2 separate regions of the Homo sapiens genome follow, and region 1 is linked to region 2. Evidence: chromatin loops called from intact Hi-C (ENCODE). Cell type or tissue: PC-3. All regions are shown on one strand. Links, peaks and the distances in the headings refer to the core of each region. The heading gives the core; the rest is flanking DNA.

The links. Peaks named below come from ENCODE experiments on the same cell type or tissue, not always from the same donor. Only the 100,000 strongest peaks of a DNase experiment are listed, where the experiment ranks them.
Region 1: a loop joins it to region 2, with 9 times the contacts of the local background. A loop is called at or near these places in 1 of 110 quality-filtered maps.

Annotation. Positions count from the first base shown.
Region 1 is chr11:38,545,086-38,549,497 of GRCh38, forward strand. No RefSeq gene overlaps it. Among named protein-coding and RNA genes, the nearest start is that of LINC02759, 99 kb to the right of the region's middle. In PC-3, for the core only: no CTCF peak of the experiment used is centred there; no DNase peak of the experiment used is centred there; H3K27ac peaks cover 761 bases.
Region 2 is chr11:38,458,488-38,462,899 of GRCh38, forward strand. No RefSeq gene overlaps it. Among named protein-coding and RNA genes, the nearest start is that of LINC02759, 190 kb to the right of the region's middle. In PC-3, for the core only: no CTCF peak of the experiment used is centred there; DNase peaks (open chromatin) are centred at 2,134 and 2,624; H3K4me3 peaks cover 525 bases; H3K27ac peaks cover 1,011 bases.

The DNA of each region.
Region 1 (4,412 bases), core at 260-4,259, 87 kb after region 2:
GACATTGAACATTGTCCTAGAGTTCAAAACATACCTAAAATTATTTTTTTATTAATATGTTATTCTTTAAATAAAATAACAAACAAACAAAAAACAAACAACCCTGTTAACAAATGGGCAAAGAACATGAACAGACACTTCTCAAAAGAAGATATATATGTGTCCAACAAAGATATGAAAAAAATACTCCACATCACTAATCAACAGAGAAATGCAAATCAAAACCACAATGAGATACCATCTCACACCGGTCACAATGGCTATTGTTAAAAAGTAAAAAATAACAGATGTTGGCAAAGTTGCAGAGTTAAAGGAACACTTACATACAACTGGTGGGAATGTAAATTAATTCACCCTCTGTGGAAAACAGTGTGGAGGTTTCTCAAAGAACTTAAAACAGAACTATCATTCCACCCAGCAATCCAACTACTGGATATATACCCAAAGGAAAATAAATTATTCTACTAAAAAGTAACATGCACTCCTATGTTAATCGCAGCACTATTCCCAATGGCAAAGACATAAAAATCAACCTAGATATTCATCAGTGGTGGACTGGATAAAGAAAACGTGGTATATATACACTATATAATACCATACAGCCATAAAAAAGAAAAAAATCATATTCTTTGCATCAACATGGATGCAGCTGGAGGCCATTATTCTAAGCTAATTAATGTGGAAACATAAAGCCAAACACCACATGTTCTCGTTTGTAAGTGGAAGCTAAACATTGAGTACTCATGAACACAAAGCTGGGAACACTGGATCCTGAGGATCACTTGAGGTAGGCGGTTGTTAACTGTGAATTAAAAGAACTACCTATTGGGTACTATGCTTACTACCTGAGTGATGGGGTCATTTGTACACCAAACCTCAGAGACACAGAATTTATCTATGTAACAAAACTGCACATGTACTCTCTGAAGCTGAAATAAAAGTTGGAAAAAATGAATAAAGTATGTAACTCTGCAGATTTCAAAACACAGTAAAAATGCTATCCATAGGCTAATTTTGTTAGATAGGGAATTATCCACTCTTAAACTGCCTCGAGTTAAATATTTAGCCATGAAAGCACAAAGCTAAAAAGAACATTAATTTGGGACAACTTGTCTCCATCATTTCTATTAACTGACTAATGAACACCTGATAAAATTTCCCAGTAAGAATATTGTGCTTTATCCACGTATTTATGGTGTTTACGTACAAATACATAGCCACTCATACTTTTTGGGCTCAGGAAAACTCAATATGTAGTGTTTGTACCACTGAACAATTCCACAAAAACCATTAATACCTTTCTACTAGTCTGTGAAGTATATTTCTATACAAATAACACTGATGTTTGCAAAACTATGAAGTTAAATCCAATCTTATTTATACAAAATAAACCATATCACACTAACTATATAAAATAAAATATCTTGGGAAATGCTTTTTAATGTATTTACTCCAAGCCTTTAAAGTAAAGATGTAATTTCAAAATTAGAGAGACAGCTGTGGTAGTAGTTATAAAATCTGACTCATAGTCACACTTCAATTAAAATCAGAGAATCAAAAAACTCCATTTAAGCTGAAATCATCCATCATTTTAAACACACTAAGGAAAATGATTTACCAAACTGGATACCATGTTTGCCTTTTGACTACTATTAAAAAGGGGCATGAGATTTCATGATATTGCACCGAGCAAGAGTTTGTCCCAAATTCTTAAGTTATGTCTTCCCACAATTTTATAAATTTCATGGTCCTCTTTTCACCTGCTTTGACTTTTACAAGATGGCAAAAATTATATCTTACTGATAATCACTGAAATTCTGAAGAGATCCTTATTAGTTTGATTTACTTCAAAATAAAATGTAAGAGAAATTAACTCAAAATGCCAAAACACAAATCATAAATTTGTATATAGTCCAGTGAAGTCAGAATAACTTTATTTTTGAATTCTATCTAGTTGCTGGCATTTTATATCTTACCCCCAAAATACTGTCTGAAATCAGATTTAAATGACTTAACTAACCCTCAGCTAGATAATAACCCCATAGTCTTCTATTGATTGAAACTAAATGTCAAGGCAATAAAAACATATCAACTCTATTTTACTCCACTGAAATGTTAAAAATTCCATAAACCTAAAATTCACAAACAATAGTTGTCCTTATTTAAGGACATCTGATATTGCCATTTTTATGATTCTAAGTTTCCAAAATTACTTTTGGGCTCAGATGCCTATAAATGTCTCAACTTTATGGCTTTAAAAAAGAAAGACTGCCAATAAGCTACTAATATTTCAAATAACTTGTCTCTCATAAATTTTTTCAAAAAGCTGATCTTTCCATATTAATGGCAGTCAAAATTATTCATCTGAATGTCACAAGAAAATAAGTCAAATTGTCAAATACAATTGGTATCCATAATTATTTTGAAATTACATTCTATACTAATTACTACATTTTTCCATTTTTATTTATAAAAACAAAACAACTGTGAAGCAATTAGTCATTTGTGAATCATTACTTTCTGGAAACCTTTTTATGGAGTTTGAAATTTACAGTAACTCGACTTTAGTCATCCTTACATTCTTTTAAAATTCATGGCAATAAATCTCAGTGTCTATGTACTACCTCAGTGTGACAGTCCATTGTGTCAAGGTGGCATACAAAATTTTTCAAGGTGTTTATTTTAATATGTTTCCTACTAAGAAGTAGGAAGCACTTGATTATGAATCAATCTGATTTAAAGATATTTCTCTTCTTTTTTCTTTTTCTCTTTAAATATAATGTAAGAAATTCAACCATGCAGAAAACAACATGGCTAAAATCAATATCTTACGGTTGGTGTAGCTAAAAGAGTAATAAGGAAGGACTTTATCTGCACTGTACTGAATAGAATCCAAGGTAAATTATACTTAAAACATAAGCCCACAATTACCTTGGAAAGGAAATAGGCACAGCTGTTTAAAAAGTAATATTAAAGGCCGGGCGCGGTGACTCATGCCTGTAATCCCAGCACTTTGGGAGGCCAAGGTAGACGGATCATCTGAGGTCAGGAGTTCAAGGCCAGCATGATTAACGTGGTGAAACCCCGTCTCTACTAAAAATACAAAAATTAGCCAGGCGTGGTGGCTGGCGCCTGTAATCCCAGCTACTCGGGAGGCTGAGGCAGGAAAACCGCTTGAACCCGGGAGGCCGAGGTTGCAGTGAGCCGAGATCGGGCCATTGCACTCCAGCCTGGACACCAAGAGCGAGACTCTGTCCTTCTCCTCGCCAAAAAACAAGTAATATTAAAAATATTACACAATTGTGTTTCTTGATACTTACATAGTCCTCACACATTTATCTTTAAATTAAAATTCTTAGAATAATATTTTCCTAATAAAGAGACCTGTCTCAGCATCCCAGCTATCATAGTGTGAAAGATTTCTCATTTTGGTAATTCTCATAATTAATTTGAGTCAGGTGAGAAGGAAAAGATTGCTAGCTTCTGCTAAAAATAACTCAGGCTCATGTTTCAAAAATATTCTCTTTTAAAATAAACAGGCACAAAGGTGATATAAACCTCCTATACAGGAAGTACAATGAAAATGTCACTCAATAAAAACCATACACCTCACCACCATCACTCTACCAGAGTTGTCTTAAAAATAAAGTAAAAGACAGACAGTAAGGAAACAACTTGTCAACGTGTCGGTCCCATATGGAAAAATAAACAGATACTGATTAAAGTGAACGGAGAGTGGAGCCACATAGAGGAGAATCATGTGAGCAGGTGGGGAAGGGAAGAAAAATCTATATTCTGGACTTAATCATCCTTTTACAGTTGTTGCTGATTTTAAGAAATAAATCCATTAAAATTCAAACTGAAACATATTTGTTGAATTGAAGATTAGTTCCTTACTCTAAATCAAAATACAAGATTTAGCAAATATGTTAATTTGCAAACTTCAGAAAAAGGCTTCAAAATATATTCTGCTATAAATTTAATTTATTGTCTTTACTAGAAATATTTCAATTATATGTAATTAGCTCTGAAAATCTGATCAAGAGAGTTATCTTTTTCCACACACTAGACATATTAACAGCATTTTTCTCTAATTGAATCCTATGGTTCTCCCCAGGACTGGTACAATAACTTTTAGTTATTTGCATTCCCCATGTTACAGTACAATTAACACAGTCACCACTCAGCAAGTAATATTTAAAATTCTTAATAAAGACCATCAAGTAGCTGTTTTTTCAGAATATCTCTTTCAGCAATTATTTAAGATAATCATGTCTCATCCATTTTCCTACAGTCATATTTTAAAATTTTACCCTCTTCTTTATGATTTCTTTCCTGCAGTTGCCCCTCTGCTCATCAGAATAAAGGAATTACTCCTCAGGCCCCACTTCCTACTAAGACAATAAATACAT
Region 2 (4,412 bases), core at 197-4,196:
TATATACATTCCATTTATTTCAAACACCATGAAAAAGAATTGGATTTGGAGTCAGAGAGAATTGGGTTTAAATAAGGCTTTGTCTCTTATTGGCTGTATCAGTTGAAGATACATTTAGCTTCAAGTTATAGAGAACCCAATTTAAAGTAGTGTAAATTGAATAAAGTAACTTTTTTCACATTTAATATGACATTAAACAATAGGGAGTATAGACTGTGATTATCTTGGTTCTTCCTTTAGGCTGGCTTCACTCATGTTTTAGTTGGTTCTCATGCTGCTAATAAAGACATACCCAAGACTGGGTAATTTATAAAGGAAAGAGGTTTAATTGACTCAGTTCAGCATGGCTCAGGAAGCCTCAGGACACTTACAATCATGGCAGAAGGGAAAATAATCACATTCTTCTTCACATGGCTGCAGGAAGGAGAAGTGCTGGGCAAAGGTGGAAAAGCCCCTTATAAAACTATCAGATCTCATGATAACTCACTCACTATCACAAGAACATCATGGAGTAACCAACCCCATGATTCAATTACCTCGCACCTGGTCCCTCCCATGACACATGGGGATTATGGGAACTACAATTCGAGATGAGATTTCAGTGGGGACACAGCAAAACCATATCAACTCATGACTGTTCCCTCTTCACTTTTAGTGGAGGAGAGACAACTATTCATTTAAGCAGAGAATACAAATGCTTTTCTTTAATCTCACTGAGCTAACATAGACTATGTGCCAATTTGTAGACCAGTAATAATCACCAGGAAATGCCATATGTTGATTGCTTAAAGCCAAGACTTCCATACTATCATTGGCGAAACAGATGGAGTACTATAAATGGCCCAGACTAATAAAGATTATCTCTGAAAACAGAGTCAATGTAATCCAAGTCAAAAAGATTACTTGAAGGAGAGATAGATAACTGAACACAGTATAGTTGAATGCAGTATACAATATTGCTTAACAGTTCCATCTATTTCTACAAGGCAACATTTATAATGTTTTAGTCATTGTAGCCTTCAAATAGAAAAATAGTACTAATCAAAGAGTCACTGAACAATTGTTTAAGTATTCTTCCTTTGAGTAGACTATCTTTCAAAATAGTCTAATGTTCTGGGAGACTAATGATAGAAGTGGTTTCCCCTCCATCTGCCAGCAGCATGCTCCTCTGCACAATGTCCTTAATCACTTAATGCAGTATACAGAAATAGTGTGAGACCAGAAGACTTTCACATGATAGAGTAAATAAGTTTGAAATACACATAAGCTTTCTTGTAAATAAAAGGGTATATAAGAGCAGGAAACTTTTATCTACGGCTACTACTGTCATCTCTGGGCATAAAACAGTAACACATAAAATAAAATTTCAATAAAATGTTTTTAAAATTAATCTTTCTTAATCATATACATTAGAATATAATTTACCCCAGGATTTTTTTAAAAAGTATGATTCATTTGCAGTAATCCCGATTTTGTTAACATGTAACCTATAAAAAGTCATGCTAGTTAATTCCCAACAATGTGCCAAAACTTTATGAAATCAAAAATTACTTTTCTACTAATATTTTGTGATATTTTTAAATTATAGATTACTTAATTCTATGAGGTATTGGATTCATTGGAAAAGATATTAATGAGTATGTTCACTTTTACTTTGCATAAGACTTCATTAATAATATTAAAAAGATAAAATAATTAGGGTATTTATTGTCTTATTTTCTCATAGAATTTCCTTTTCCTCAATGAAGGGTATACAATATTATCTTTAAATAATATCTTAAGTTGCTAACTTTAAGCAAGGCAATACTAAAATAAAATGATAATAATTTAATAAACCTACTTATATCTTTGATAGAAATTCATGTATTTTAATATTTAAATTTAATATTAAAGTGAATATTGACTTGTCCATGATTTTAGAGAAAAAGCACATCATATACCAACCAAATGGTCAAACACATTTACTTATTTTCAGATAAATATTTTTCCATTTCATCTGGTTTCGTCCTCTGCAGTTATGCATTTTATTGCAATGTTTTCAAAAGTTGTGGCTAATTTATTTCATGCATTTATGTGCAACAAAGGTTAAATGTTGATGGCTGGGAGGAAAAATTCCTAGCTAACTTGTCATATTAAGTTGCATGAATCCCCAGCTACTCAGGCTGAGACATGGGAATTGCTTGAACCTGGGAGGTGGAGGTTGCAGTCAGCCAAGATCATGCCACTGCACTCCAGCCTGGGCAACAGAGCTAGACACTGTATCCCCCCAAAAAAAAAAAAAGAAAAAGAAAAAGAAAAAATAGAGTCCTATCTTGTTAGGTAAAACGGCCTATTTTAAAGCAACAGGAGTGGTGCGACTCAACGTTCCCCATCTCCAATAGCCTAGATTACCTAGGATAATGAAGAAAAGACCAATTTTAGTCAGTACTTTTCAGTTTTTTTCTCATAAAGTAGCCTGGTCTGTTCAAGGAACCCACGGCTTTTAAAATCTAAAATCAACTAAAACCATCCAGAAACTCTTTCTTGGCTTTGTGTACCAAAATTACTTTAGAAGCCAAGAATCCTCCTACTGTTTGAGTTGGCAGGAGCCCAGGCTTAGGCCTATAAGAATTTCTGGTCAGACTGCTCAGCTCATATTGCACGGGGCATGCTACAGCCTCTGGGGAGTAATTACTCTCCAAACCATTAGAAATACAGAAGGGAAGTAGTTGACAGGCAGGCCTCACAGTTAGCTAAACTGTATTGGCAATGCTGTCCAGAAAATAAGCAATGCTTCAAGAACAATTCAAAGGTGATATAAGAGGTAATGTAACTGAACTAAGCTTACTAATAGTTGGAGTTATTTTGTAATAGCTAGTATCATTAAACGTTGGGATTCATTTCAAACTTATTTTATCTAGCTTTGTAAATAATCTCCCTTCTTTAATTTGGAGAAACAACTATTTTTTAGGTCAAATGCAGTATTTTAGCACTCTTCACAGCAATTTATTACTGTTTTCTCCAACAAAAGTGTCTGGAAAGGTAACCAGCTAGTTTTAAATATAATGTCATACTACAGCAATCCATCCAGAGACCACATGACCATGACATATTTTCAAGTAACTGGACCAAAAATCCCTGCTAAGTCACTAACATAGATGACATGCATTCTTGTATGTAAAAATATTGTTATTCTATTATTACCTAATATTAAACTTTCCTTATGAAACAGGAGAGTTCCCTGATTCCCCTCGCAGGATGTGCAACAAGGGTGTTGCATGCTTGGTTGCCCTGAAGTTCAAACCCCTAGGGGGATCAGGCAGACGGGCAGGTACAGAGGCTGGCATGAGCGCTTTTGGGCTTTGACCCCACAGCAGCAACTAGGGGTGAGTGTCTGCATCTCCTGAAGCCCAGATGGGTGTGCGTTTCCAAGTTCTTTCATATTTGCTGTCTCTAGACAGCTTATGTGTTAATCAGCTCAATGGACCCTCTGTCTTATTGCAAGGGCAAGAGGCCAGTGTGACAGCCGGAGTCCTTGCCCAGTGTACTGGAAAAAATTGCATCACATTTGGGCTCCAAGAATGAGTGCAAGTTTTTATTGAGGGGTCGAGGTGGCTCTCAGTGAGATGGATGGGGAGCCAGAAGCAGGGGAGATGGAGTGGGAAGGTGGTCTTCGCCTGGAGTCTGGCCACCCATCAGCTGGACTCTTCTACCGTCCCTGGCTGAACTCCCCTTAGCCTCCAGACATCCCTCCTCTTCTCTATTTCTCTGCCATGTTGCTCTGCAGTAGCTGCTCTGCTGGTCCCTACGTTCAGCCACATGTGTGTGTGACTGCTATGGTCTCGGGTTTATATGGGGGCAGGATGAGGGGGTGGCAGGCCAAAAGGCAACTTTTGGGGCATGAAAGCAGAAATACCTGTCCTCATTTAGGGCCTCAGGTCTTCGGGCTTGAGGATGGGGCCTTTGCCGGGGAACCACTCTCTTGGACCCAGTATTTCCCTGTCTCCTGTCCATATCACTAATAGCAACACTTTTCATATTAAAATTGCACCCCAGTTCTGAATCCACAACTGAGAAACAATTGTTCGATTATATTTTTACTTCTTATGGTACTTCTCAATGGAAGAATGTATTGACTAATAGATATAAGAGTTGGCTTTTTTGTCAATTACATTATATTCCTTATCAGCAATAGATTATAATTCAGATTTATATAAACTTGAGTCTGTTTCTGAGTTATACTGTATAGAAAATATTTAATTTCTAAATTATTTTGTACATTTGATAGGCAAGAAAGACCCTTACTATTCTTTATTATTGGCAATAATACAGCATCAGGTCAGTTCTAACTTAATCTCTATTTGGAAAGGCTCATGACAATCTGTAGAGAATACACAAATTTCACTGGAAAGCAATTATTCTGTTAATGGTGA